Linked DNA regions of Homo sapiens: region 2 is linked to region 1. A link is a loop called in an ENCODE intact Hi-C map of the cell type or tissue named here. Cell type or tissue: heart left ventricle. All regions are shown on one strand. Each heading gives the region's core, and the rest is flanking DNA. Links, peaks and the distances in the headings are about the cores only.

Evidence for each region. A loop is a pair of places that touch in the nucleus more often than their neighbours do. Peaks named below come from ENCODE experiments on the same cell type or tissue, not always from the same donor. Only the 100,000 strongest peaks of a DNase experiment are listed, where the experiment ranks them.
Region 2: it touches region 1 in a loop (2.6-fold over the local background); 7 of 110 quality-filtered maps call a loop at or near these places.

The regions. Positions count from the first base shown.
Region 1 is chr11:130,819,879-130,835,228 of GRCh38, reverse strand. No RefSeq gene overlaps it. Among named protein-coding and RNA genes, the nearest start is that of LINC02551, 35 kb to the left of the region's middle. RefSeq lists enhancers at 8,002-8,580, 8,581-9,160. In heart left ventricle, for the core only: a CTCF peak has its summit at 7,232 (motif pointing right); DNase peaks (open chromatin) are centred at 4,510, 4,838, 5,208, 6,298 and 1 weaker place; H3K27ac peaks cover 1,162 bases.
Region 2 is chr11:130,647,120-130,662,469 of GRCh38, reverse strand. No RefSeq gene overlaps it. Among named protein-coding and RNA genes, the nearest start is that of MIR8052, 12 kb to the left of the region's middle. In heart left ventricle, for the core only: no CTCF peak of the experiment used is centred there; a DNase peak (open chromatin) is centred at 8,429; H3K27ac peaks cover 3,129 bases.

The DNA.
Region 1 (15,350 bases), core at 4,021-12,020:
CTGCAAACTTTCTCCAGCCCACACTTCCAACATTTTGCAAGATAGTATCACATGTGTATTATGTTCCACATGTTCAAAACTGAACCCTTCACCTTCCCATTGAAATTTACTTTGCCTTTTGTGGTTCAAATCCCAAGCCACAAAGTCTTCTCTGACTCTGCTCTCCTTCACCATCCTCCACTCCACAGCAAACTGGGGGCAGTGCCTCTACTATGTCATTCATACATGTTTTCTTTCTCTTTCTAAACCACTGTTTCCATTCAGCCCTCAGAACTTGTTACTGGATACTGAAATAGCTTCTAATTGCCTGCTTTCTGCTTCTTTGCTATGAGAGTGTTAAGTGTTAAGGGCATGGGGTCTGGGGCCAAAAATCAAGATCTGAATTCTGGTTCTATTGATTTCTGGCAGTTTGGACTTGGGAAGGTCACCCAGCCTATCTGTGCCTCATTTTACTCATCTGTAAAATGGGACATAATCTACCTCATAGATTGAAATGACAATGAAATGAATTAATTCATATAAATCAGTTAGAATGGTTGCTTGAATATAGCAGGTATTCAATAAAGGATGACTATTATTATTACACTGTGGCCTGGATGATCTTTCTATACCATAGTTCTGAAAAAGTCATTCCATAATAAAAAATAGTGATATAAAGTCTTAAGTCCTTAACTTCAAGCTCAAGCCTATCTTTCTGGCCTAATTTCTCACTGTTCCTTCCAGTAACTATACACTCCAGCCTGGTCTGTTTGATGTTCATAAAATATGCTCTGCACATGTCCACCTTATGAACTATGTTCAGGTGGTTATTCTCTTTGTCTGGAAGCTCTCTCTATTACCATCTGTCAAGTTCTAGCTGTATTTCAAAGTTCAGGTCAAATGTTACCACCTTTCCCCCATGAAGCCTTCCCAGATTAAACTGGTCATAGGTACTTTTCCCTCCTCTGTATCCATGCTTTGTTCCTTTGTTTTAGCAATTATCAGAATCTTCTCTGCCATGCAGTTAGCTGTGCCTCTTTATCTACAACCAATACTCAAAGGCAGGGATCTTTTCAATGCTTCTTTGCTGCCCCAAGACCTACAGTGACTAGCAGTCACACTTTGCTTTTTACATATCTAACATTCAATGACTCTGAATGTTGGATTTATATGGACCTATTTTTTATTTCTCCAAGGCTATGCTCATAGGTTATGGATTGAGAGAGAGTGTTGGATTGAGGACCAGTGTTGACAATAAAATCCTTCATAAAATGGGAAAAGACTTTCCTCTTTCCCATTACACATGATATACTTTAAAGAAGGAAATAGCTTGGAATTCTACTGTAGGACCTTGATATTTATTATTACATATGACCCTATGGGTTGGGTATCTCTAGTTTTGTCTCAAAAACTTGGGCGTGACCAAAGGAGCTGATATAGTTACTGAAGAAGTGTGCTGTTGCTACTGGTGGTTTTTGGAAGCTGCCCTCTAATTGGCATTAACAGTTCTTACAGAAAAAAGGAGAAATCTTACTAATTACTTTCTCCTTAGCCTCACTTCTTACAAAGCCAGGTGGAGTTAACCGGATTCATCCTGATTTCCCAAAAGAATTTATAGCATTGTATTCCCTTTGCTGTCTTTTTTTCTTATTTTCAACTATTATTGAGCCCCTCCATGAGCCAGACTCTGTCCATGTCTTTGGAAATACCAAGATGAATATAATTTTCCTGCCCTCAAGGAGATCTCAGTTTTATAAAGGGAAAATAGGGCTATATAAACAAATTGCTAACAAGTGATGAGTCGGAGGATAGAGACATGGGTAAGATGTTGCATGGACACAGGGGAGAGACTGACGGACTGTTCTTCGGGGGTCAAGGCTGATATACAAGGAAGATCTTAGACTATGTGATGTTTGGGTTGAGTCTCGATGTATTAATTGGAGTAAAGCGGACCCAAGGGATGACATATGAAGGAAAGGCTAGAGCAATGCATGGGCTTGTTTAGAGGAACCCCAGCTAATTCTATGACTCATGTTTTTATAACATCTTGAAGTACATTATTGCCATGACAGCCCTGTGATGTGGGGGTATTTTCATCCCCAGTTTACAGAGGAAAGACTGGAGGACCAAAAGGATTAAGTAATTTTCCCAAGGTTTCTTTGCTACTCAGAAGCGGCGTTCACTGAGTTTCCAACCTAAGGGAAGGAGTAAAAATATTTCCTGTCAAACCCATGCTCAGAGCGTAAATGAAATCTTTTAACACTCAAACCAAGCAGCTCTGCAAAAATAGTGCATTTCCTCTTAGGAACCAAAATGAGACTCAGACCTGAAACTAGAAGGTCTCTACTACAGCCACCCCAACACATGCCTTGACAAGACATAGTATCTTGTTTCTAAAGGCGAAAGAAGCACTTATAAACAAGACTGCAAAGGCATCTTAAGACAACAAATCACGCATTTAAAAAAAAGGAACATTCTGATGAGTTAAGTGTAAATGAATCAGAAACATATGGATTCAATCTACTTTAAAAGGCCCCATGGAGTTCAGAGTGAAGGGCAAAACCCTTGGAGGAGATTACATTTGGGGATTTTTCCAAACCTAGGGCCATGAGTTCTGCCAGGCCCAGAGCTGGGCTGGCATATAGATCTGCAAGGAAACCAGCAGACTGAGAATCTCAGAGAATGATAGGGGTCAATGTATCCTGAGTCCTCAAGCCCAGACTTGGACATTTTCAGAGCAACGTCCCTCCTAGAAACACCTTTCCTGAACATCTCATTCTGGACACAGGCTGGGACACTACGTCCAGCCAATAATTTCTCCTTAGAAACTCAACTTCTACAACTCTAAAAGGGTGTAGAGATTGAACTGAAACCCTTAATCTTTCCCAAAGATCCCCTCCCTTTGGATCGAAACTTTGTGAACGATGTCCACACCATGCTTTCTATCAACACATCTGGGTCCTTGGGCTCCAGAGCATTCGCCTTGGAAGATGAAATCGAGACCACAGTCATCTTTGGAAACATCAGATGGGAAATGAATGTGCACAGAAATATTGAACACGCTTAACTAAACAGGAAGCACTGTACGAAAAAGAGAAAGATCCAGACTCATCAGTCTGGTTGGGTTACATCAGCCATGAAAATAAACCCAAGCGGTAGGACTGGAGCCCAGAGAGATCAGGCAGGTTTAATGGAAACCAGGCAACGAGCAGGTGTGTCTCTCTGAGCATAAACATCCTTGATGGCACCCCGTGTTCCATGCCTTCTCCAGGGTCCGAGGTCCCACCATGGGATGCGAGCCCATCGCACTGTTTGCTGGGCCTCCATTTCTAAACCTACCCAAGTGCCCTCTTCCAGATAAAATTCTAGCCTGCTCTGTGGCTGATTTTTCTCTCTCACAGTGGGGTTGTCATGGAAACGGGCCTTTCCCATCCACCACTGATTGAATCAAGTTTCGGAGCAGGGGTGGGGGGAGTGCTAAGAAAAATGAGCAAGTGGAACAGGACTCTCCCCAAATGCTGCTTAAATTGAAATCATCTGTTCTCACAGCCCAGGCTCCCCTCCCCAGCCACACCCCGGCAGCTGTGAAGGTGGGCGGGGCAGCCGCCCTCACCAACAGGGTGGATCAGAGTAAGGTGATGTGCTGAGAAATGCACTGAGAAATGCACTTCGGGCTGCTTTTCCCCCCTCCCCCTGCACGCCTGCTGCCAGCTTTCACACTGGGCATGGGCCAGCCTCTGGGTCCCTTTCCTGGGGCCACAGAGATAATGAAGAAGTTCTAGGGACAGTTGGGGAGCTGAGCCTCACAGGCATTCTCTGTCTTCCCGAAGCTCCCATTGTCACCTCCTCCCCAAGACAGGCCTTCTTCTCCCTTGTCGATGCCTGAAATCATCCACCTTAGCGTTTTGTTTCTTTAGCTTAGGACTTTGATACTTAAGGCAAATAACCCAGGTGAAGAAGGAATAGCAACGCCTTAACGTGAAGAAAGGATGCTGGCCCTGCTGCAGAAAGTGGGCATTGTCAGCCTTAGTGAGACAAATTTGCTGAGAGCCTACTGTGTGCCAGGCATGGTCCTAGATACCAGGACACAGCAGCGGGAAGAACACAGTGGCCTGGGGGGCAGGAGAGACAGACACCGTCCAGAGGAGTTCAGGAGCCATGTGGAGCACCAGAGACCAAAGATGCTGCCGTCATCCCCTTGCCTGGCTCGCAGGCTGGAGTCCAGAGCCCCAGGACCCTGTCTAGCACTTCCTTCAGCTAGTCCTGCCCTTGCAGGGAACATTCAAAATATCTGAGGAACTTCTTCAGATGCAGCAGTGAGCTCTCTGGCCTGCAGAGCCTGAAGGGCTGCCTAGGGTGGATGGATAAATGGCTCACAGCCTTCCTTAGACATGCCTCAGTGTGCATATCTGTTACTTCAGCACCAAGAGTTCTGATGCCCAGAGGGCAGGGAGGACAAGTCCAGGAAAGGACACTGCTTAGCAACGTTACACAGATGGCCAGCACTTTGGCTGAATCTGGCCGAGCCTCCTGTGGGGGGAGATGCTTCCAGAATCCGGTTACCCCTTCCTCCCACACCCCAGGATCTCCAAATCCACAGGGTTGGGCGGGTGCCTCCAAAGCCAGCACACTGTCAGTGAATGTTCTCAGCAGGTTCGTGGATAGATAGAAAAGGTGACCCGGAAAGGGGTGAAGGAGAACAATGGGCAAGGGTGCAAAAAAGGGGGCAGGATTCGGTGGTGGGCTTCTTGCCCAGCTTAATTGTTTTCATCCTCAAAATGATTCCTAACAGCTGGGCCAGGGATCATCCTGCTCAGATTCCACAGACTGCGGAGGGAAGCCAAGGGACTTGGCAGGCGAGTCCTGAGGCCGGTGCACAGGCGAGCTCAGTGCGGGAAAGGAAGGGGTGAGAGAGGCCCAGCCATTCTGCTCTGTTACAGCTTTTTTGGTGGGTGCTTTGAAGAGAGAGGGGTTGGCTACAGCCCAAGCTGAGTCCAGGCTTTCCTGCCAGGGTGTCCTCCCTTCCCTCCACATGACACCCAGGGTGGTCACCTTCAGGCCTTTCCCTGGACACCTGACCTGTGACATAGCTTCCAATTTCCTGTTGTCTTGTGCCAGCTTTCTCAGGTGGCCAGAGCAGAGGGCCAGCAAGGCCAAGGGCTAAATGCAAATCCCCAAGGAGATAAGTGAGCAGCATTCTGGTCTGTGGCCCCAGGTGGCTGCCCTGACCCTAACAAACCATGGGATGTATGTTGGCCTCTGGTCATGAGAGGAGCCAGCTGCAGCACGGGGCTGAACAGTGTAGCCTAGGTCTGTCCAGGCAGCTGTAGCTCCATCAACAGCAAAAAATTGCACATTTCAGCCCCTGAACTTAAACGTGTGTGGCGAACGTGGCGGCAGTGCTTGCCTGGCCCCAGCTTCCAGCCTCGAGGTGGAAGGGGTTTCAATACATGTACTAGTTTCTTCCAGGCTGTCTTGGTGACATGATTTAAATAATTATAAAACTCTCTAGCATATAAAATAGGTGACAAATACCAGAAATCAAGCACTGGAGATAAACAGCCTCAAACTAGGAATTTAGTCCTCCTGCAATATAATTCCATCTGAATTTTAGCCGTTCACTCAATCATTACCTGTTGTGTGCCTAATACTATTAGCAAGACACTGCTATAATTGCTTATCCTCTCATTTAATCCTTGTAACAGTCATGTAAGGCAAGTACTATTATTATCTCCATTTAACAAACGAGCCCACTGAGGCACAGAGAAGATAATTTAATTAACTCGCCCAAGTCACAAGGCTAAATCCTAGAGCAGGGCTTGGAACTCAGTGCTCTTGACCATCATCTGTATACTATGTGACAGTACTGTGCTGAGTTTTCTAAGGGAGTGAAAATACATTTACGAAGTGGTCATTGCCCTTGGGGAATGTACCATCCTCAAGACTTAAGAATGCTCTCCAGGCTGGCCTGCACAAATTTCCTGCCCAACCTGAAGCTTTGACCTCTGTATACCTTGGGTCTTTGGACTTCAGTGCTATGGCCTGGCCATCATCAGCCAGCCCCTCTCCTTTCCCTACCCATTAAACCCCAAAACCTACTGAAATCAACCTTATAAACCTCAACCTGTTCTTCCAGGCAGGTCACCCAGAGCTCCTTCCTACCTCGACCATTACCCTGAAGTAACGGAAAGGATTATACAGCCCTTGCCTAGCTTCATGATAAAGATCTTGTGCAGAGGCCAGAGGACACCGCTGAGTTGGGCCCACTGCCTGGGCTCAATCCCCGCAGCCAAATGTGAACCAGGTCAAATAGCAGAGAAATGAGACACACTGAACGCCGGAGCCCATTTGGCCTAGCCCAGCCAGCAAGGTCACCCTCAGCTGTCGGCTTGCAGACAGGTCACTTGGCATTTTAGTGACTACCCTCACCTGCAGATTTGGGAGATGGCACTTGGCATTTGGTCTAGAAACTGATTTCTCTGGACCCCAAGAGCTGGCACAAAGTTTTATAAATGAGCAAAAGTCAAAGAGAAGATTTCATTAGGAACTTAAATGTGGAGGTTCCAGTCAGGGTTGCAGCAAACAGGGCCTGAAAGCGCACCAACGTCAGAGTGATGAAGATACAAAAAGAAAGCCTAAGAGGGATAGGAACATTCTGGAGCTGGTGAGGGCTATCAGACACCATCGCAGAATGTTAGCCAGTGACTGGATCTCCTTCCCTGGGGAGCCGTTAAAACACAGGTGCGTTTTGAAGACAGGAGCTGGAGATGATCTGTCCATCCCACTGTTGACTTCTGGCTCTAGAGTCACCAAGAGTCTTTAGAGAGGGCCAGTGTCTTTGTTTGGTGCCTCTCCTTTGCCACAGCAACTGCTTGTCTCAGAGGTACTAGGGCATGGGGGCCTCTGAACAGCTTGTGACAGCACCTCGGCTCAGAGAGAAAGGGCTTCTTGTGGGGCATGATGTGGATGAGGATGGCAGGATAAATCAAAGGTGCCCCAAAGGACACCCCCTTTCCTGAAATCAGGCTTGGTTTTATAAACCTGTGAGGATTCCATTCTGTTCCAAGAGGGAAGCCAGGCGGGGCTGGCAGAAGCCCCCAGGGCGCCCAGAGCTGCAGCAGCCTCCAGCCTTGGGTTTCCAGAGTAGAGAGCAGGTAACATCCAGCCATTGTCCCCGCCTCCCTCCTTTGCAATGCCCCCATCCCTGACATCACAAGTGAAGGCCCAGGATCTGAGAGTTGCCTGGGTTATGGCAAGTTCCAGGAGGTGGCAGCCGTGTGTAGTCTGTGAGGAGGATCTGACTCACCCCCAGCGCCTCACCAAGGTCACTGTTGGTGACTGGGAGGTTTCCCACCCTGCCACCCCACCCCACCCCACGTCTGGCTGCTCAGGAGTCAGAGATAGCTTCATGGGCCATGGCTAACCCGAGACAGGCAGCACACCCACGTGTGCGGAGAGGGGCTCCAAGGCTGTGCTCTAGGGTGGCCATGAAGCTCAGCTGACTTCCAGAGAAACAGGCAGGAAGCAGGGGCTTGAGGGCACTGGGCCCGCTGTTGCCAGCTCTGCTGTCCCAGGCATCACAAGCCTTGCTCCAGAGAACCTCAAAGCGCAGCCCTACATGATCTAAGTAATTTTAGCTTCCCCCCACACACTCTTCCCAAAGGGCAGGGTTACATAGTTCTTGTTACACACACTCACTGACATTTAATTCCTGCCTCTTCAAACCAAGACAGGAAAATAGTTAAATAATCATCAGAGTACCTTCTAAGAATGAACAATAAACTGGAGATAACACTACGCACTTCTCAGGGGCTCAGAGCTGTGCAGTTTCCCAGTGTATAAGGCACTGGACCCCGTTTGCCCGGAGTTTCTAGGGTAAAATATTCATGTGAAAACGTGCCCAGGTCTGGCTTTTCAGAGGCAGCAAAGAAGGGAAGGGCCTTGGAAACATTTTTTCCCACACCACAAAAAATAATAATAATATGGGAAAGGAACACCCAAATTAAAAATAAGTGGTTTGTGGCTTTAAAAATAAAGTTTCTCGGTGTTTTACAGAATCATAAAGTATTAAAATTGGAAGGAGCATGGGATACCGTGCAGGCCCAGCTTCATACAGTGCAGCCACCTCTTCTGTGCCATCACTAACTAGCAGGTTGGTGCAGACACTGCTTGTCTGCCTCCAAGAACAGGGAGCTCATTACTATGTTTCATGTAATTTTTTCTTACAGTAAGCCCAAATTCCTTTTTCTATAACTTCCAGCAAGCATTGCAAACTGTGTCCTCTGGAGCCGCTGTACATACCTCCACCATGCCCCCTCTATGACCTCCTTCAGATCTTTGAAGATAGCTGTAGCATGCCCTGCAGTTCCAGCCTGCTTCTCTCCAGGCTACATTCATTGCTTTGTCAAACAACCTAATTCAGGAGGCCGTTGGCTGCCTGGGTCTTTTCCATGTTAGGCCAGGTTTGGCAGGGTGGCGGTTACTGCTGCTAGGCCTTCTCCAGCAGCATGCCTCCTCGCTTTCTGCTGTGCCCTGCAGGAGTTGTGCCTGTGGACAAGCAGCCTCTCCACGTGGCAGCTCTGGGGCTCAGCCTTCGTCAGACCACGGGCAGAGCTGGATTCTGAGAGTAGAACGACTCATGGGTGCTTCGACTGTCTCTCCTCACAGAGGCAAATGGGCTGATACCAAGTCGAAAGCTCCAAGAGAAGAAGAAACGTGCCTGTCTTGTACACTGCTGTGTCCCCAGTAACAGTCACAAAACAAATTCCCATGAGGACTTTCAGATGAATGAATAAAGGGATGAAGGAAAGCAAGCTGGGATCAAGTGGGGCGATACACACACACTTCTGTGGATTCAAAGTCTGTACCTCAAAGGCACAGGATCCCCTGCTTGCAGCCCAGGGCCTCTCCAACCCCGCCAAGCCCAGCTCCGAGGCTGAGTTCCACCACAGCTCTGCACGCCACCCCACTTCCATCCTCCGTTTCTCCTTTAAATGATCATTACCTCCTCCTCCTTGCACCCACGCCAATCTCTTCCCATTTCCTCTTCCTCCCCTTTCCATCTCTCCCAAGGAACTCCCTCATCTATAAAAGTTCCAGGATATTCTTCTGGGATGTAAATTTCAAAGAAAGCCAAGCAAGAAAAATAAAAACGTGGTAGAAGACCTCGTATTGCTTTCGGGGCCCTAGCTGATATCCTTTGGCCCTAGACTGATGGGGGGAGGACCCCCACAAGTGCTCATTGTTCCAGCTGCATGGACAGCAATCCCTGGGTCAGGGGTTTGGAGGGAGAGGCTGTCTGGGTTGCACCCATTTTTGCAGGGATCTTTAGTAATGAGGCCTGGCTCACAGCCTCCTGCCCTAGGCCCATATGTTGTTGAGCAGCAGACGATGCAATTGATCTGTAAGTGGATGTTTTAATTTTTTATTTTTCCCCTCCAGGGTAAAAAGCAAAAGGAACTCTGGCAACTGGTGATCTATAAACTTAGCAAGCCTCAGGACTTAGTCTATCTCACACATGGAAAATAACTCCTGAGCCCTCCCTCGCCACCCCCACCTCTGGAGATAAACTGTAATAAAATCTTAACTGGCTCCCCTGTTCTGACAGATAGCGGACGACTTGCTTTAAAAGACCTTCGTGTTCTGTTGCTGCCAAAGACATTTAAACTGCATTCAGGAGTGACTTCTCTGCCTAAAACACTGACCAAGCCTGAGGCAGATTTCCCTGGCCAAGGCTCCATGAGCCTTGGTGGGCAGGGCTGCTGAAGCTGGGTGCCAGGGCAGTGGGAGATGCCACACTCACCCTGGGCTTGCTGGGCAGGAACCATGGGTTGCCTTTGGGCTTCAGGTGTAGTGGCTGGACGGTGTCTGACAGCACGGCATGGTGGGCTGCGGGATGCAGATGGGATGGACACTTCCCATCCCCCAGGCAGCTCAAGAGAAAACTGCTCTGAATGGCTCTTATTTATAAGGAAAATGTGGCAGAGGCTCATTTACAGAAAGAGAGAGAGCTGGGGCCTGAACTACTCCGAAGCCCTTGGGGGAAGGGACTGGTGGGGGAGCGGGGAGGAATATTTAGTGACAGCTGAGTTCTCTTTTGTTCTCTAGAGTCTTTCAAGTTGTCAGAAGCCCCTGGAATGGGAACCCTGTGGGAGGTGTGTGAGAAGATGAAGATGAAGAGAGAGGAGAGCATTAAGGAAGGTGGGGAGGACAGAGAATGGAAAGAAGAAAAGGAGGAGGAACACAGAGGAGGGGAATGGAAGAGGGAAGAGACGGGGTGCACCAAGACAGAAGAGAATGAGGGAGACAAAAAAAATGGAGTGGGGTGTCTCCAGGGGGAAGAGCTTAAAACCAGGAATGAGCAAGGAAGAAAAAAACCAAGTGATTGCGGGGACAGGCTGAATCTTTTGAAAGAAAGGTTTTAAATTGGCAACTTCTCCCAAACCTACGCAACAGACACTCCTGGATGTAATTTCTCCAAATCAGAAAACTTCCCCGGAATCTTTTTTTTTTTTGGTCGTAGTTGACAGAGGGCTTTAAAGTCAAATTTATTGCCTAAGTTTTGTGATCTGCTTAAACCAGGTGGCTGAAACATCTACATCTGCTTCCTTGAGAGGTTCCTGCGAGTTGTCTCCTCCCGACACTGCTTACTGCAGGCTCTCTCCTCCAAGCCTTTAAGGAGTGGTGGAGCCCAAGGCTTGGACAAAGGGTGACATGCACTCAAAGAACCAGGAAGATATGTTTTCCTGGACCCAGCTAGTCTCAGGAAGAGAATAGCACAGGTCCCACGGAAAGGGAGACGCCAGCTGTGCAATGAGAGGACACAGAAGAAGAGAGGAAACCTGGAAAAGGCAGGAATCTAGAAGGAGGGTCTTTCATGCATACAGCCACCAGAAAGCTCAGATAACCATTAACAATTTTGGCACTTGCCTTATTAGCCCGATTAATTTTTAATCACTTGATATTTTCAGTTGGCAACACAAGAACATAGTATAAGTGGCCACGGATCCCGGAGGCGTGCGCTGAGAAGTGAGTCGTTTTCCCTTCTTCTGTTGCCCCCAACCTCACCCCAGGTAAGGGGAGGAGCTGCGGACACCAGTTCCTTGTGTGTAAAGGAAGATTCTCAAAGAGGCTCACAAGGGATCTTGGCCCATCCTAGAGATGGAGTTAGAAAGACTTCTCTGTGGAAGTGATGCCTGAGCTGAAAAGTGAAGAACAAATAGGGCTTCGCTAGTGAAAGAGGGCGTTGCATGTGCAGAGGCCCTGTGGTCAGTGTAGAAACAGCACTTTTGTTGAAATGATGAGCAGGCAGCGTGGCCCAATTGCAGACAGTGAGGTAGTGGTGGGAGGAGAAGAGGCAAGAGTGGTGGGCAGAGCTGGGCAAAAGCTGGTTCAGGGTCTCCCAGGCCATGTTAGGATTGTATCCTGACAGTTGAGAAAGCATATGTAACAGATACATTTTACATTTTGAAAAAACAGTCACCGTAGCTCCAGGGCAGAGAAAAGCAAGGAGCAAGCAGTGCCTGGCCCATGCCCACTCAGTCTCACCTTTGAGTCCAGCTGCAGCCAGGGGGGAAACTTCCACGTTTGCTTCACCCCACCTCACACTAACAACCCCAACCTCAAGTGCTTTCTTCCCCAGAGCTTCCAGTTGCATGAGCTCTGTTGGCCCATGCATAGGCACAATCTGGAAGTGAGGGGAGTTCATGCTTCCAGGAGCAACCCTCAACAAGGTGCAGGGGATGGTGAAGGCTCAGAAGGTTCCAGGTAGGCTCTATGTGCCCAACCAGTAACCTCACTTACACACCCAGTATTGTCCATCCCTCTTTTTCCACTCTGCCTACCCCTCACTTCTGATTCCTGGGGCTGCTCCTCAGTAAGCAACGAGCACAGAAGCCTTTGTTGTAGGCTCTGCTTTCCGAATGTGTCTTAGGGTGAGATGGAGGCAGTGGCAGCTGTTTGGATAAGACATGATAGGAGCTTGGACTACAGTGGTAGCCATAGCAATGAAGAGTTCGGAAGATGTTTAGAAGGTTAAATCGAGTCTGCTGCAGCCGTGTTCTCCAGCACCACCCTCTTTCATGTTCTGATTGACATTCAGTGCAGGTCTGCAGCTTGTGGCAAGCCAAGGATGGAGGAGACGTGGTCATGTGCCACAGCCCTGTTTTACAGCTGTGCAAATGGCCACCATATATGGAGGTGGAAGTCAAAACTAAGGTCACAGGAGATGAAGGTATTTCCAGACAGTCCTAAATTTAGGTGAATTTATAATGGGGCCTTTGGCAGATATCCAGTGTTAATTAAGGTCTCCTTCAGGCAAGACCACATAGCCAGGACCATTGCAGTGGAGATGCAAGTGTCTGAGATAAGAGGGGAGGAAAACTAGTAGTAAAGGCTGTTCTTAATTGAGCCGTGCACAGTTATGCCCCGTGCCAATCCTGTGAGGCAGATATAGTTACCCCTATTTTATAGAGGAAGGAATGGAGATGGAGAGAGATACCATAATCTTCCCAGTATCACTGGAGTCATGCAAGATAGAGCAGGCACCTGCAGCTTGTCCTAAAGTCTTGAAAGGCCTGCATTTACCACCTACCTCCTGAAGGCTCCCTTTTAAATAGATACCCCTCTGCTCCATAGAGGGAGAAGAGCCTGGGGAGAGTCCAGCCATCTCTCTTCATGCTGGATTATCGGATCAGTGGGTTGCCAGTAGATCCTGTCACTCAGTAGATGAGAGACAAGATGACATTTGGTGGCTGTAGAGAACCGAGAGGACCATGGTGTGGCCTCGTCATGCTGGGTGGGCCAGATGCAGCACTAGGTGCCTGTCATTTATTGATATTTAACAACTTACATCAACTCAAGTAATCCTCACAGTAATTCATGATGTAGGTTGCAGTATTATGCCGTTTTTAGAGATGAGGAAACTGCGGCGAAATAAAATGGTTTAATAATTTGCCCAAGAAGACACAGTTAGTAAGTAGCAGAACTGGGATTTTAACTCAGATATTCCAACACTGGTGTTCTAAATCACTGTTCCACATTGCTTCTCATTCCTGCATATACATTTTAGGGCTTGCTTTGTGTCAGGGATCAATCAGATGCTACAAGACTAGAGCTTGGAAGAAATAAAAAAATGAATTGAGAATGCACTCAGCCCTCAAGTAGTTTATTCTCCCATACATGTTAAGTATTTCCACAGACAATCATGAGAAAATGTAGAAGGCGACAGATACTTAATGAAAGATACTGATAAATACTATGGGGTTCCAGAAGGGAGAGAGATTCCAGCATGGGAAATGGGGAGGGATGGCACATCAGTTTGTTTTTGCCACATAACAGACCACTCCAAGATTTAGTGGCTTAAAACAATACATACTTATTACTTCTCACAGTTCTGCAGTGGGCTGGGCAGTTCTGCTCAGGGTTGGCTCAGTAGAGCTGGATGACTGAGCATGGTCTCATTCACATGTTTAGGATGACTGGGAAAGATGTGACCTCTCTGTATATGGCCTCTTATTCTCCAGAAGTCTAGTCTAGTTTCCTCTCATGAAAGGTTTCTACCAGCAAGAGAGAGAGAAAGCCCTGAGCATACTCTTTTAAGCTCCTCCCTGTGTCCCCTTTGCTAATGTCCATTGGCCAAAACAAGCCACATGGTCAAGCCCAAGATTCAAAACATAGAAAAATAGAGTCTACCTTTTGGTGGGGAGAGATGCCATATCACATGCAAAGAGACCTCAGAGGAATGAGAAAAATGTATAGGTATAGCCTTCTTTTTTTTTCTTTCTTTTTTTTTTTCAGTAAGTCATGATCAGAGAAAGCTTTACAGAAAGGAAGGGGCTTGAAAGATGGCTAGAGCTGGGACATGTGACAGATTTCCCATACATGGAGAGAAAGCCCGCAGAGGCAAGATAGCTGAGGGGTTTGCAAGGCCCAGCAAATGCTTCCTCTGGGCTAGTGGAAGGTTGGGAAAGTAAGTTGGAACACAATCATGGAGGAGATGGAGTGTTGTCTTTAAGAACTTGGATGGTCTCCAATGGCCTTCTAAGAGGTTGACCTCCACTTTAGGGGCACAGCCCTCCCAAGAGAACATGCTCCACCTGCAGCTGTGCCTGTTTCCTCCTGTTTCTGCAGTGCCACCACCACTGACTCAACAGTCAAAGGACCTACGGTAGCCAGTCTACAGGCTTCCAAAGACCTACTATGGCCTGTCCTGAAAAGCTGAGCTGAGAGAGATAAGCTGGGAAGAGGAATCTGGGAGATGGAGGCATGAACAGCAGAGGTGAAGGTGAAGGGCACATTGAGGTTCAGTGACAAACAGGGCATCCAAAACCCTGTTCAAACTGGACATGTGGGAGCTGAGGGTGAGGAGGTCAGCTGGCAGAGAGCAGAGAAGGAGCAGATGAAAAGAGAGAAGCAGACACAGAGAGAAGATAGGTCCCTGGAGCAGCCTCAGATCCTAAGGATTTCCCCATCCAGGCTGAGATTTAAGGGTAATTCTCTTTCTCCTCAGGTTTTGAATGGCCTTGTCCCTGCATCAGGTGATAGATGGGTCTGCCCCCTGCATCAGATGATTGGTGATTCTGCCCCCTGCATCAGGTGATTGATAGGTGGTTCTGTCCTCTGCATCTAGTGGTGGATGATTGTGTTGCATTTCATGTGAAGGGTGATTCTGTCCCTGTTTCAGATGATGGACAGTCCTGTCTCCTGCACCAGGTGATGAATGGTTCTGTCCCCTTCATCAGGTTATGTAGAGTTCCCCGCATCAGAGATGGGAGATTCTCTCCCTTGCATCCCTGGGTAGAACAATGGCTGGAATAAAGTCTTGAAAAGGACAGGGAGACCATGGATGGAAGTATATCTTGCCAGGAAGCAAAGTGAGGCAGAGCCTCAAATGTAGTGGGCATTCAGGGGAGGAGTTGTTCTTAAGATGAGCTGTTCTTTCTCTACCTCTTCTAGCAATTAGACATACCATAAAGTGGAGACTGAAGCCATCATATTTGCAGACAAATGCTTTGATTTGGTAAAGTCTTGAGAGCTTAAAAGTGTTATTTTGAAGTCTATGTATTTCTTCAGTTATCATTTCTTTCAAATATTTTATCAGTTCTCACTCTGGTTATTAAAAGCCAGAAGCCATCCCATTCTGCAGTATTTCTTTGGGGAGCATTTACAAAGTGCATCTCAGCAGTGGCACAGGAAAATATATTTCCCTGGAAACCAGAAGTCACACAATAGTCCTGCCCTCCAGAGCCCCATGGGATGGAGAAATCCCCATTATAATTAAAATCTGATTATTCTGCTTTTATGTCGCCTCCGTTGCTGTAAGTGAGAGCTGGTCTAGCTGCCAGAGCACAGAACGACACAGATACAATGTG
Region 2 (15,350 bases), core at 4,371-12,370, 170 kb after region 1:
GTGTTGGGCTTTATGCTTGGTTCTAGGATCAATTTGATCCATTTTGAGTTAATTTTGCATGTGGTACAAGGTACGGATCAAAGTTCTTTCTTTATTTTTTTTTTAATATGTGTGTCCCATTGTTCCAGCACCATTTGTTTAAAGACCATCCATTCTTCACTGGATGGACTGGCTTTGCATCATTGTTCAAAAGCAATTGACAACTTCCAACTTCCACTTGTAAAGAGCTTGCCATCACTTCCAGCCTCACAAGGAAAATACTGAACAAACTGAAAATCAACAACTCTTCTTTGATCAATCAGAGAAAGGTCACAGGCCATGCTACTACCCCAAAAACTGAGAGAAAGGTAGATGCACAGAATGAGAGCTTACAGGAGCAGAAGCCCCAGCTGTGGTAGGAACACCTAAACAATAATTGACTCATTGCTGGAGACCAAGCTATGGACTAAAAAGTCCTAGCAGCCCATTCTTAGGGGAGCCCCACACTTTCATAAGTTTTACGTCCAGGAGCCCCACCCAGATCTCAGAGTGAAAATTAGAGAAAATCTCCTCTTGTTTCCAGCAAGGGGAGAGGAGCAATCATTTTGAAATATGTTCAGGGTGATCTCTTCCCCTTAACAAAGGCCTGCCCCCAAAGGAACCTCTTCTACTGGGGCATAACTGGGGGTTTTATCAGATCCTGATGGGCCTGTGGGAAGGGATGTCCCCAACACCAGCTCCCTGTGGCTGTCTATGTGGGGTAAGGGAAATAGCTCCAGCCTCCTCTAGCCTTCTTGTTTCTCCAAACGGGAAAGGGAAAGTTGAGAAGCACCCCTGAATGTCACACCTCAGCAGCACAGACTCTCAATGACTGACATCCAGTCACAGGATAATAGAAAGTTTCCCTTCCCCCCAACATATTACCACCATATCAGTAGGGCTCCTGCACACCATCGTTTATCACAGCTTCATTTCTAATTGCCAGAAACAGGAAGATGCCCTTCAGTAGGCGGACGGATAAACAAACCATGGCACATCTATTCGCACTAAAAAGAAATGAGCTGTCAAGCTAGGAAAAGACATGGATGAAACCTTAAATGTATATTTCTAAGGGAAAGCATCCATTCTAAGAGGGCTATCTGTTGTATGACTCCAATTATATAACATTCTGGGAAAAGCAAAACTGTAAAGGCGGTAAAAAATAAATAAATAAATAAGTAATTGCCAGGGGAGGGGAGGTTTTCAGGGGGAGGGAGAGTGAGATGAATAGGTGGGACACAAGGGATGTTTAGGGTAGTGAAAGTATTCTGTAAGATATTGTAACTGTGGATACATAATATTATTTATTTGTCAAAATCCATAGAACATACAACACTAAGAGTGAAGCCTAGTATAAACTATGGGCTTCAGTAAATAATAATGTATCAGTGTAGGTTCACCAGAGGTAGCAAATGAACCACACTGAGGCAAGATGTTAATAACAGGGGAAACTGGTAGGGTGGTGAGCGGAAAGTAGTACAGAGGTTTATGGGAACTCTGCACTATCTGCTCAATGTTTCTGTAAGCCTAAAAATTCTCTTTAAAAAAAGATATATTAATAAATAAAATCTAGGCCAGGTGCTGTGGCTCATGCCTGTAATCCCAGCACTTTGAGAGGCCAAGGCTGGCAGATCACCTGTGGTCAGGAATTTGAGACCAGCCTGGCCAACATGGTGAAACTCTTTCTCTACTAAAAATACAAAAAGTAGATGGGTGTGGTGGTGCACACCTGTAATCCCAGCTACTAGGGAGGCTGGGGCAGGAGAATCTCTTGAACCTGAGAGGCAAAGGTTGCAGTGAGCCAAGATCACGCCATTGCACCCCAGCCTGGGCGACAGAGTGAGACTCAATCTCAAAAAATAATAATAATAAAATAAAATTTAGAAATCAACTGACTGCATATGCTATGTATGTGTGGATCTATTTCTAGACTCTATTACATTCCTTTAGCCTATTTGTCCCCCTTGAGTTCAATGCTACGTTTTAACTTTATAATAATCTTTAATGTGTCTTCAAGGCTTATTTCAAAGTTGTTCTTCTTCAAAGTTGTTTTGACTATTCTAGGTCCTTTATATTACCAGATGAATTCTTAAATCAGCTTGAAATTTTCTATACAAAAGCCTGCTGGAATTTTGATTGGGTTGCATTGAATTTATAGACCAATATAGGGAGAATTAACATCTTAACAATGCTGACTCTCCCAACCTATAAACAAGATACATGGCACATTTGAGTATTCTTTAATTTTCTCTCAGCATTGCCTTGTGTTTTCAGAGTACATGTCTTGCACATCATTTGCCGTATTTATCCCAAAATATTTTGTATTTTGATTTTATTGTAAATGGTGTTTTTATTTTAATTTTGATTGTCTATTGCTACAACATAAAAATATAGTTTATTTTCAAACCTATTTTGTGCTTTGCAGGATATAAGGCTAATAAATAATAAGAATTTGTTTGTTTGTTTGTTTATTTGTTTTTTAAGGGAGACAGGGTCTTGCTCTGTCACCCAGTCTGGAGTCCAGTGGTGAGATCATAGCTCAGTGTAGCCTTGAACCCCCGTGCTTAAGCAATCCTCCTGCCTCAGACTCACGAGTTGCTGGGCCTACAGCCACACACCACCACCAACCCCAGCTAATTTATTTTTTATTTTTGTAGAGACAGGGTCTCGCTATGTTGAGCAGGCTGGTCTCAAACTCCTGGCCTCAAGAGATCCTCCTACCTTAGCATCCCGAAGTGTTAGGATTACAGATGTGAGCCACCACACCTGGCCTCTGTAGTGTTCTTCGTGAGACTTTTAGCTACAAATTCCATTTTTAAAATAGATACAGGGCTATTCAAGTTATTTTTCTTGAGTGAGCTTTGGATATTTATGTTTTTCAAGGAATTTATCCATGTCATCTGAGTTGTTAATTCATTGACATAAAGTTGTTCATAATATTGTCTACTATCTTTGTAATACATATAGGATCTGGTGTGGTGTCATCTCTCTCATTCCTGATACTATAACATTCTCTCTCTCTCTCTCTCTCTCTCTCTCTCTCTCTCTCTCTCTCTGTCTCTTCCAGTCAGTCTGGCTAGACTTTATCAACTTTATTGATTACTTTAAACAGCTTTTGGTTTCATTGTTTATCTCTATAGTTTTCTGTTTTCTATTTCATTGACTTCCACTTTGATCTTTATTATTTCCCTTCAGGTTTAATTTCTTCTTCTTTTTCTAGTTTCTTTTTTTTCTTTTCCGCAGACAGAGTTTCGCTCTATGGCCCAGGCTGGAGTGCAATGGTGCAATCTCGACTCACTGCAGCCTCCACCTCCCAGGTTCAAGCAATTCTCCTGCCTCAGCCTCCCGAGTAACTGGGACTACAGGCACATGCCACCATGCCCGGCTAATTTTTTGTATCTTTAGTAGAGACGGGGTTTCACCATGTTAGCCAGGATGGTCTCGATCTCCTGACCTCGTGATCCGCCCGTCTTGGCCTCCCAAAGTGCTGGGATTACAGGCATGAGCCACCATGCCCAGCCTCTAGTTTCTTAACGTAGAAGTTGGGGTCATTGATTAAAAACTTTTCTTCTTTCCAATAATATGGGTGTTATTGCCATAAATGTCCTTAAAAGTATTGATTTAGATGCATCCCACAAGGTTTGATAATTTGTTTTTACTTTTATTTAGTTTAAAATACTCTTTGATTTTTCTTTTGATATCTTTTTTTTTAACCCGTTGGTTACTTAGAAGCATATTAGTTAGTTTCCAAATATTTGGGAATTTTCCAGAAATCTTTCTGTTATTGATTTCCAATTTGATTTGATTGCAGCCCTAGAAAATACTTTGCATGAACTGAATCCTTTTAAATAAATTGACATTTGTTTTATGGTCCCAAACATGGTATATCTCAGTAAATCTTCTATGTGCATTTGAGGTGTACACCGCCATTGTTAGATGGAGTGTTCTATAAGTGTAAATTTTAAGGCCAAGTTGGTTAATAGTATTTTTCAAGTCTTCTTTACAGCTGTTTTTCAAGTCTTCTTTACGGCTATCTACTTGTTCTGTCAACTATTAACAGTTGGGGGTGTAAAAATAGCTGACTATTATTTTTGGATTTGTATATTTCTCCTAGTTTCATGTACTGTATATTTCTTCTACCTTCAGTTTTTGCTTGATGTATTTTGAATCTCTGTTATTAGGTACATACACATTTATAGATTTCTGATGTCCTCTTGAACTGGCCCTTTTATTGTCATAAAACAATCCTCCTTATCCTAGGTAGTATTTTTTTTCTTTGAAATATACATTAATCTGATAGTAATATAGTACTCCAGCTTTCTTTTGATTAGTGTTAGCATATATTTTCCATCCTTCAGTTTTAATGTTTGTATTTTTATATTTAAAATGAGTTTCTTCTAGGAAGCATAAAGTTGTACCTTATTTTTTATACAATCTGTTATTCTCTGCCTTTGAGTTACAGGGTTTAGGCCATTTATATTTAAGGTGATTGTGTGGTTAGATTTAAATTTATTTGTTTTCTATGTGTCCCAGTTTTTTCTGCCTTCCTTTAGACTGTTTATTTTTTTGATCCTATTTAATCTCTTTTTTTTTCCTTTTTTTTTTTTTTTGAGATGGAGTCTCACTGTATTGCCCAGGCTGGAGTGCAGTGGCAAGATCTCGGCTCACTTCAAGCTCCACCTCCCGGGTTCATGCCATTCTCCTGCCTCAGCCTCCCAAGTAGCTGGGACTACAGGTGCCCACCACCACACCTGGCTAATTTTTTGTATTTTTAGTAGAGACAGGGTTTCACTGTGTTAGCCAGGATGGTCTCAATCTCCTGACCTCGTGATCCACCCACCTTGGCTTCCCAAAGTGCTGGGATTACAGGCGTGAGCAACCATGCCCAGTCTCTTTTTTTTTTCTTTTTAAAAAATAATCCTTCATCATGCTTAGAAATTGTTTGGAGTTTATAATACACATTTTAACTTATCATAGTCTACCTTCAAGTGATATTAGATAACTTCAAGTGTAGTGTGAAAACTTTGCAACATTATTCTTCTATTTCTCCCATCTCATTTTTGTGCTGTGGTTGTTATATATTTTCTACACGTTATATACGTCCTACATGTCATTAACCCCAAAGTAGTGTTCTTGTTTTTCACTTAAATGGTTTACTGTGTTTGAATATAACTAAACTTTTTTAAATAGTCTTTATATTTAACCATATATTTACCATTTCCTGTGATACTCATTCTGTTGTGAAGATTGAGGTTTTTAATCTAGTAACACTTTTCCTCTGCCTGAAGGGCTTCCTTTAACATTTCTTATAATTCTGGTCTGTTGGTGATGATTTACTTCAGCTTTTATATATTTGAAAAGGTTTGTATTTTTCCATAACTGCTAAAAGATATTTTTGCTACGTAAAGAATTCTAGGGGGGCTTTTTTTTCCTTTCAGTACTTTAAAGAGGCTTTTCAACTGTCTTCTGACTTGCATTGTTTCCAGAGAGAAATCTGTCATCCTTACCCTGTTCCTCTGTATGTAATATGTCTTTCTCCAGTGGTTACTTTTAAAATTTTTCTCTTCATAATTGGTTTTAAAAAATTTAAACACTTTAACATTTAACCATTTTTATGTGGTTTTCTTTGTGTTACTTGTGCTTAGGATTTGTTGAACTTCTTAGGCCTGTGGCTTTGCAGTTTTAATCAGATTTGGGGAAAAATTGAGCAATTTTTAAGTTTGATTCTAGAATGTGGCTAGGTTACTCAAAAACAGTTGGTCTTTTCAGGACTTGCTTTAAACTTCGTTAGCTGGGACCAGAGCTGCATTTAGCCTAGGGATAATTTTTCCCACTATTGAGGTAAGACACTTCTTAGAATTGTAGCTGATGCCCCTTAAATCGGGTTTTCAACTGTGGCTTTTGGAAACAGACTGTCTGTAACATTCGGTTACTGTTTCCTCTAATCCTCTCAAGGTGATTCTTTCCCCAGCCTTGGATAATTTCTCACATGCATGGCCTGATTCACGCTCAACGGAGTACTTGACAGGAATCTCCTGAATATCTCTGGAATTCTCTCTGCCTGGATCTCTCATTTATGGTGGTTGTTCTGTGGAAATTCTAGCTGCCTTGGCTTCCCTGGACTCCTAATTTTGTCTTCCCAACTCAAGGAAACATCTGATTCTTACCTGCACTGTGACCTGAATATTTTTTGCAGGTTGCAAGCTGGAGTAATCACAGGGCTCCCCTCCTACTTTTCCTTTGTCACTTGATGGTCAATGTCCTGAGTGTCATTGTTTCATACATTTTGTCCAGTGCTGTAGTTGGGTCAAGTGTGAGGGTAAATCCAATCCCCATTACTCCATCTTGACTGGAAGTGGAAGACGCTTAGTTACTTTTTATATCTCAACTCTTTAAGGAACCTTCTCCCTTTCTTGCCAGATCATGTCTGATGTCCCCAGCTGTGCACATCATGGAACCCTGTATTTTTTCCTCTGGGTTAATTATAACAACGGTAAGTAAATAATTTGTACAAATTGTTGAAGTGAGACAAATTTGCAGTCTTCCTCCTCCCATTTGAGGGAAACTAAAAACAACATAATTTAATCAGAACTGTAATTATTTCCCAAATTATAAATAGAATAACCATTAAAAACTGAAGTTACTGTGGTGTGATTCTTCCAGGCTTGATCAGAACAGGAAAGAGCCTGGGGCCCTTTCACCCACTAATGAGGTCCTATCATTCCCAAGGGACTAAGCCAGAAAGGCCTGCTAATACAGAAATATTATTTTTCCATCATGGGATTTAACTATCTGGACACTAAGAAAAGCTTATGTTTATCTTAGAGTGATATCTTTAGCTAACATACCACTTAAGTCGGGAACCAGCAGGTCACAATTTCACTGGTAGGTACAGGATCTACTTACACACTCACTCATGGGCTGTGTAGCCTGAGAAACTTAGAGTCAGTGAACATCTGTGCTCATCTAGTTAATGCTAATTGAGACTGAAGATTGAAAGGAAGAACCTAGAGCCTCAGCCAGTGGAGGAAATGTATTTTTCCAGAGAAAACATTTGAGAGGTGGCAGATTGAGAGGCTTAAAGAAGAAATACACATGAATATAAAAGTGAACCTGACAGCCAGGTCGGAGAAGGATGTCTTCCTTGTGAAGGCCCAAGATAAAGTCTCTTTCCTTTGTGTAATAAAATAGGAAGTTCTAAGTACAGTTTCAGGCTTTGTCCTTTTGAGTTGGAATGTTTCCTTCTGAGATCACCACAACTCTTCCATAAGGAACGTCACGTATGTACCACAACCCATTGTGTTGCGTGGGGAAAGGAGTGCTCCTCTGTATTCCTTTCTTGGATCCAGTGGAGAAGTGGGCTGCAGCTCCATAGGCAGGTTTGGATGCTGGGCCATTCACGGCTGTCAACAATAGAGAGGCTTATGACCCTGTAGGCCCCGGAGAAGATATTGCAGAGACATACTCCAAATCTCTTAATTGCCTTATAGTTTATGGAATACTACCATTTGAAGGAAAAGAAGTGGTTGCAACAACACCTGAACTACCTTTTTTAATATTTTCCCCCAAATAGACTATGTGTTCTGATATGGCAAAGACTGCCTGTCTTATTTGTAATGATATCCCCAGCTGTTATTTCAGTGTCTGGTATGTTAGAGGAACTTAGAAAATATGGGATGGATGCATGAATCTAAGTGTTAACCAGAAAATTCTCATACCCTCTAACAAATTTGGACAATGAACACAACAGGGACAGAACATGAAACCCAGGTCTAGCTTTCTAGTTCTAGACCATTTACTCTCCTTGTTAGCTGGGCTTTAGGAAGCAGAATTGGAAGATGAAAAGATGATCCTTCATGCAACTTAGGGACTCTTCCCAGCACATTTTGCTGCATTTCTCTGCCAAACCCTAAAGCCCCAAGACTCCTCTTAGCTCAGTAACACCTGTGCATTTCCTTAAATCCATTTCCAGAGTTGATAAATATACAAGGCAGAACAGAGTGGTGCAGCTCAAGGAAGTAAGCATGAGGATAATGGGTCCCTGTGCCCTGGAAATCTGGCACCAGTGGACTGTGTTAATTAGGTGCAAAGAAGCCATCTGGTCAATTTAGTTTTAATCTCATCAAGTTTTTTGAAAAACATTTGCCAGTGATGGGGCGTGAAGGGAAAATTTAAAAATAGTATAATTAGATGTGATGCCAGGAAGTCCTTGTCACGTGCCATCCAAGAGCAAAGAAGGAAAATGAAGAAGAAATTGCAAATACAATTAAATAAATACACCAAAATAAATGATAACAAAGCCAAGCAGACCTTGGCCTCAGTCCCTGCATTCTTCTAGGCAGTTCACTGCACTCTGTGTGCCGAGTTGCTTGGCAGGCTTTGCTTAGCTGGGCTGGGTTCAGCAGTGCTCAGGAATGTGAGTGGGAAGAGGTCGCCAGGCACCATTGCCCTGGCAGAGTGTCACTGAGTGTCACTGAGAGGGTGGAAGGGGTGGGACTGATATAAACCAGGCAGTGTCCTGCTGTCTGTGCACCCTGTACTGTGCTAGGTGTACCTGACCACCAAGACACAGTTACTCTCCACCTCTCTCCCCCGGGAGGAAAAAAGCTGCAGGGAGCATCTCTAAAGCTGAGCTTGTCTACCTGAATTATTCCATACCTAATGACCACTATTCAGCAAGTGCCTTGCATTCTCTAATCCCTGAAAACGTATGCAAAAAAAAAAAAAAAGTTTTACGTAGATGCCAGATTCTTGCATTTAATGGGGCAGCACCAGGAAGTACTAGAGATCCTTAACTTCAAGAGCAGGGGTCACTTTAAGATCTGCTGCCAGGCCAGGTCCAAATTCACAGCATCAAATCTTCAAAGACGGAACCAAGAGGGATCCCCTCTATTGCTCTACCCAGAAATACATTCAGAACCAAAGCTACCGAGTCAATGGCAAGTTACCAGTTTCTCTCTACTTCTTCTGTTCTGCAGCTGAGGCATTATCTATAGAACGTGTTTCTACAGCACAATAGTGCCAGCCTTAGAGTCCAAAGGCATGGGTCTGTGTCTAGATCCATGACTAGCTGAATCCACTGGCAGGTCACTGAAAGTCTATGAGCTTCAATTTGTTCATATATAAAACAAGATATATTTTCTCACCATTCTAAATGATAAACTGGCAAACATCTGTATGTTAGGTGTTATTATTGTTAAAGCTCTTGGAAACATACTGGAAGTACTCAAAGAAAGTATGTAGCAACTGCTGTGCCCTGGCTCAGTGTCAGGAGCATGAGTTCTGTTGCCTCATTCTGGGTGATTTGCTTCACTTCTCTGAGCTTCTATTGCTTCATCTGTAAAATGAGAGGGTGGGACTAGATTTCATACCAGTCTAGGCTTATCTGAGGCCCCTTACAACACCAGCTTCCCAGTGTACATAAAAGCTCATCTTGGGAAGACTGACTTACAACCCCAAAGACTGTATGCCCATAGCTCAGAATCTCCACATCTAGATGGGGGTTGGCAAACTACAAACTGCTGGGCCAAAGCCAATCCAACTGCCAGTGTTTGTGAATAAAGTTTTATTGAAACACAGCCATGCTCATTCATTTACTGCTGCCTACAGCTGCCCTCATGCTACGACAGCAGTGTAGTAGTTCGGTTAGTAACCACATGAAAGCCAGGCCTAAAATATTTACTGTCTTTCCCTTTATAGAAAGTTCACCATCCCTTGTTGTAGATGGTTGCTGGGTGATTTCAGCAAAAATATCAAACCACGTCTTACTTTCTTTTTTAAAAAAGTACGAAACATGGATAATCTGAGATACGTTGATGCTTTCTTTGGACAATCTAAGACACTGCTTAGGTGCATTAACATCACATAATAATAACAACAATAAACCTACTCAATCAACAGGTCTATTATTGGGAGGGAAGGGACATTTATACCTTTGGCATTGTTTTTACCAGACAGAAAACTTAATTAGACAAGGGTTTTATTCATAAGAAATAAGGCCTATGTTACATTCATAAGGATAAGGGGAATACAAACTTCTCTTAAAAACTAGATGAGCAGGCCGGGGGCGGTGGCTCATGCCTGTAATCCCAGCACTGTGGGAGGCCAAGGCGGGCAGATCACGAGGTCAGGAGATCGAGAGCATCCTGGCTAACACGGTGAAACCTTGTCTCTATTAAAAATTAATCAGGTGTGGTGGCGTGGTGGCGGGCACCTGTAGTCCCAGCTATGCAGGAGGCTGAGGCAGGAGAATCGCGTGAACCTGGGAGGCGGAGCTTGCAGGGAGCAGAGATCACGCCACTGCACTCCAGCCTGGGCGACAGAGGGAGACTCCGTCTCAAAAAAAAAAAAAAAAAAAAAAAACTAGATGAGCAGAGGGCAGAATGAGTATGGGAGAAATTAATCTTTATTCTTATAGACAAATCAACTCTACCCTGGAGTGGAAGTTCTTCATCATTTTCTAGCTCATCTCATCCTCGTTCATGGGGAAATCAGAGTCTATCTTCCTGTCACTCCCACTATCCTCTCCTCCCCAAAACCCAGCAAAAACCGCTGAACCCAGAGCTTAACGGAAAGAAGGAAAAACAGTGAATTCTTGCAAGGTCTGAGGCTCTAGAATGTGCAAGGCCCAACAATGAGCGAGAGAACTAATCCATTATCCCATTATCCTATAGAGGGGCAATGAGTCCCAGCGAAATGCTGAGTGCCACCCCCTCGATCACCAGCCCCCTCCCCAACCCCCCGCCAACACAGGGACTTTGGCACAAAGAGTCTGAAACAAGAAAGTAATGGGAAGTGACAGAAAGATAGGAAACAAAGGCACAGCCATCCAGGTGGGGCACTCTCTGAGCGTTTAGTGGTCGGCCTTCTCCCAAGTAGTGAAATCAACCAAGTAGCTAAATCAACATGGGATGGTGTGTGTGTGTGTGTGTGTGTGCGCACACATGCACCTCTGCAGTTCCTATGCCCAAGGGAGGGTGTTACCCTCCATACCAGTTATTGCTGTATAACAAGCCAGCCCAGTGATTTATCAGCTCACAAATCTATACATAATTAAGTTGGGTTGAGCTGAGCAGTTCTTCTCCTAGTCTCTCCTGAATCATTCATGCAGCTCTAGTCAGCTGGAGGATCAGCTGGGGGCTGGCTGGTCTAAGATGGCATCATCTGCCCTCCTGGCAGTTGGTGCTAGCTGCTGCCTACGCTTTATGCCTCTAGCTGCTCTGTGGGGGAGGAAGGGTCTGCAGCAGCAAGAGAAGGCAAGTCCCAATGCACAAGCACCTGGCAAGCCTCATGTCCCATCACATTTGCTAACATCACGTTCACCAAAACTAGCTCCCTGGCCAAGCCCAGTTTGAAGGAGTGAAGTAAGCCTCCACTTCATGGTGGCAGAAACAGCAAACTTGCCGTGCACAGGACATGCACACGGGGATGGGAGGAATCTGTGGTCATATTTAACAATCTATCACGCCATCCTAATTCTGAGTCCACAGAGGATGAAGTTGAGATTGGAACATGTCATGTATCTGCATGTTGTTAAGCTGTGAAGCATCAGAGGAAGGACTCTGGTCTTTGGAGTGAGTCAGAGAAACTTGGGATCAAAGCCTAGCTTCACTGCTTGCTTACTGTGACACCAAACATACCACTTAATCTGAGTCCATTTCCTCATTGGTAAAATGGTGGTGGTGTTATCTACTGCCCAGAGTGGAGTGCCTGACACAGTACCTGCCACAGAGGTCATCGAGGGTCTCAACTTCCACCCGCAGTTATCTGTGGCTCCGCGGATGAGTATGTTTCATGGTCAGCAACTCTAATGGGGCGAGAGTGCAGGGGCTTGGCTTTTCTGAGCAAGGAGTTTAGTGTCTGATAAATAGCAACACACTCATCTCCTATGTGCAGCTTCTCACATCAAAACCCACATGCCATGTGGAACTGTTTGGGCTCGGAGGGCCTGAATGCCTGAGGGCCCTCTAGACTTCAGTCTCTGAGAGGCCCCAACTCACACCACCCAGGAAGGAGAGAAGTGGGGCAATCGGGCGAGGGGCATTAACCTCTTAAACGCTGACTTTCTCCATTGTCCAGTCTTACAGATTGGGCCGTCAAGAAACTGTGTCCACACAGAAAGGGGTTTGGCAGAGGGAGAGGCCTGATCTTGTCTAGATTCTATTAAGGGGCTTGCACACAGACATTCAGCTTTGGAGCTAACCACAAGAAGGGCACTTGGAGGGCTCATGCCGGGCAACGGTGAATTTGCCAGAAAACTGGAAGTCACAGAGCACTAGCATTTGAGAAAGAAGGGTTCAGAGATACACAGCTGTGGCTCCCAAGCACAGAAAAGAACCTAAGCAGGGTCGGCCGTGGCTTGTGGCAGCCAGCAGTGAGAATCCTAAGAATACTCCACAGCCAGCATGTAAATGTGCTTGCTGGCAAGAGGCACACTCATCATTAAAGTGCTTTGGGGACATTAGAAGATATGTTTATGTAAGGCTCTGAGTGGTTCTTGGATGCAACACCAGGGCCTTAAAATGGCATGTCTGTGACAGGGGTTGTGTGCTTGTTGCATCAACAACCAAGATCTGGAGACGTTAGGCACAACAGTTTCTTAGTAAGTACACCAGAGGTGCAGTCTCAAAAATTTTAGGCATTTGAATGGAAAAAACCCAGTTGCCCAAATTGCTGAAGTGGTTGGGTTGACTGATTTATTTAGGTTTCCCAGTTTTACCCCTAGAAGCTCCCACAGCTCAAGAAATCCCTCAGCCCATGCAAACCAGGATGTTGGTCACCCTAAAGGCCGATAGCTCCTAGTTACCAGCAGTCAACCATCCAAGAGCTAATTTAATCCTGGACACTCAATGAGTTGCTTTAAGGATCTTGTGGCAGCAATAAATTAAACAATGAAAGAAAGACCACCTTGTGCTGTGTCTAGATTGGGCCTCACCTGGCATATTAGCCCCCCAGAGCAAATAGTGTGTGTGTGTGTGTGTGTCTGTGTGTCTTTGTGTGTGCACATGCATGCGTGCACTCACAGCAGCGTTGGGGGGATTTATTTTAAGGAATGGACTCACAGGACAGTGGAGACTGGCAAGTCCTAAAGCTACAGGATGGGCTGGCATTCTGGAGACTGAGGAAAAGTCGATGTTGCAGTCTTGTTTCTGAAGGTCGTCTGGAGGCTGAGATTCCTCTTCCTTGGGGATGTCAGTGTGTTTGCTCTTAAGGCTTTCACAGGATTGGATGAGGTCCACCCATATTTTCATGTGATCTACTCAGTCTAGTGATTTAAATGTTAATCTCATCTGAGAAATATCTTCACAGCAACATTCAGATGTGCTTGACAAAATAGCTGAGTATGGTGGTCTAGCCACATTGACACAGAAAAATTAACCATCACACTTGGGCAAAAGCTAGTCAAGCCAAGAAATATATGCAGTGCTGTGCCTGGTAGCAACTTGGATTCTGGTGGAAGAGCCTAGGAAGGAGGCCCCTCAGGAACTAGAGGAGATGCTGACATCCAGGTGCATACGACCTACCCTAGCTGAGAACCTGGAGGCTTCCCATCCGGTCTCTTCCGGACCAGAAGTACAGCAAGGCTGGGGCTGACGGCTCGGCCAGGGCCATTCTCAGTTTGCTTTATGATGTTTGGAAGTCACAGCAACATGGAATGAGAGCACCGATATCTCATCGCCTCCCTAAACTGTGGGAGGAATTGGAAAGCAGCAACTCTGGCCTCCGTGAAAGTTCTGGGTGTGCTAGAGTTCCCTGGCTCCGGCGGCAGCAGTGCCAAGAGGACAGGCAAGCCTGTCAAATAGCTCAACAGAGCTCAGATAGTGGCCGGGCCTTCTTCCTTCTAGCTAAGATTAGGCCTGGATCAATTAAAACTGATACGTATTCATGATTTTAAAGTATTTAAAATATTACAGCTGTAATATCCTGCAAACCATAGAATCTCAGCACTGGGCGGAACTTCGAGTTCCTCTGCTTACTGTGTCCAGCTGTAGCCTTTATTAAAAACGGACTGCAATGAGCCAGAGGCAGCAGTATGGCTTCACTGGCTCTGATCACCCCGTTGTGTATTAGGAACAGTCTACATTAAAGGAACTTGAATTCTTTCAAGGGATTCTAGTTGCTCCTGCCTGTCGCCATGGTGTTTCTTTCTTTTTTTTTTTTTTTTTTTTTGAGATGGAGTCTCTCCCTGTTGCCCAGGCTGGAGTGCGGTGGCACGATCTCGGCTCACTGCAACCTCTGCCTCCTGGGTTCAAGCGATTCTCCTGCCTCAGCCTCCCGAGTAACTGGGATTACAGGTGTGTGTCACCATGCCTGGCTCATTTTTTTTGTATTTTTAGTAGAGACGGGGTTTCACCATGTGGGCCAAGTTGGTCTCAAACTGCTGACCTCAGGCGACCCACCCACCTTGGCCTCCCAATCACACTGGGATTACAGTCATGAGCCACCATGCCCATGGTGTTTCTTTTACTTGAGTCTTTTACTGTGGTCGTCCTCCCCTGTCGGTGTTTCACCTAGGCTCCCATTAGAGCACACAGACCCAGAGCCTGGGGGAGGAAGGGAGGTAAGGGAATGGGGAAGGCAGAGCCTAAGATGAACAGAGGTAGGAAGCAGTAGGAAAAATCAGGGCAGAAATAAAAAAGCATGGGGTGGATTGCAGTGGAGCAGACAATGAGAGGAGAAGCAGATAGCCAGGACCAACCACAAAGAGAGAGAAAACTGGGAAAGAAGGGACCAAGAATAAGGGAGAAGGGGCAAAGATCAGCCACAGGCAGGTGAGGAGGTGGGAACCTGATGTGAGGGAGCTTGGGCCAGAAATGGGGTACACGAAGGAGTGGGGTACATGCCAGTGGACTCGTTAGATGACCAGGGACAACAAAGAGTTTGGCAGCTTGACTTCAGGTGAAAGCATAGTGATGTGGTTTGGAAGTTTGTCCTCTCCAAATCTCATGCTGAAATGTGGCCCCCAGTGTTGGAGGTGAGGCCTGGTGGGAGGTGTCTAGATCATGCGAGTGGGTCCCTCACGAATGGCTTGGTGCCCCCCTCACAGGAATGAGTGAGCTCTCACTGTTCGCATGAGAGCTGGGGGTTTTGAAGAGCCTGGAACTTCCTCCTCTCTCTTGCTCCCTCTCTTACCATGTGACACACCTGCTCCCCTTCACCTTCCACTGGGAATAAAGCTTCCTGAGGCCTCCCCAGAAGCCAAGTGATGCTGCTGCCATGCTTGTACAGCCTGCAGAACCATGAGCCAAATCAACCTCTTTTCTTTCTAAATCACCCACTCTCAGGCATTCCTTTATGGCAATGCAAAATGGACTAATCCACGTAGCTGGCTC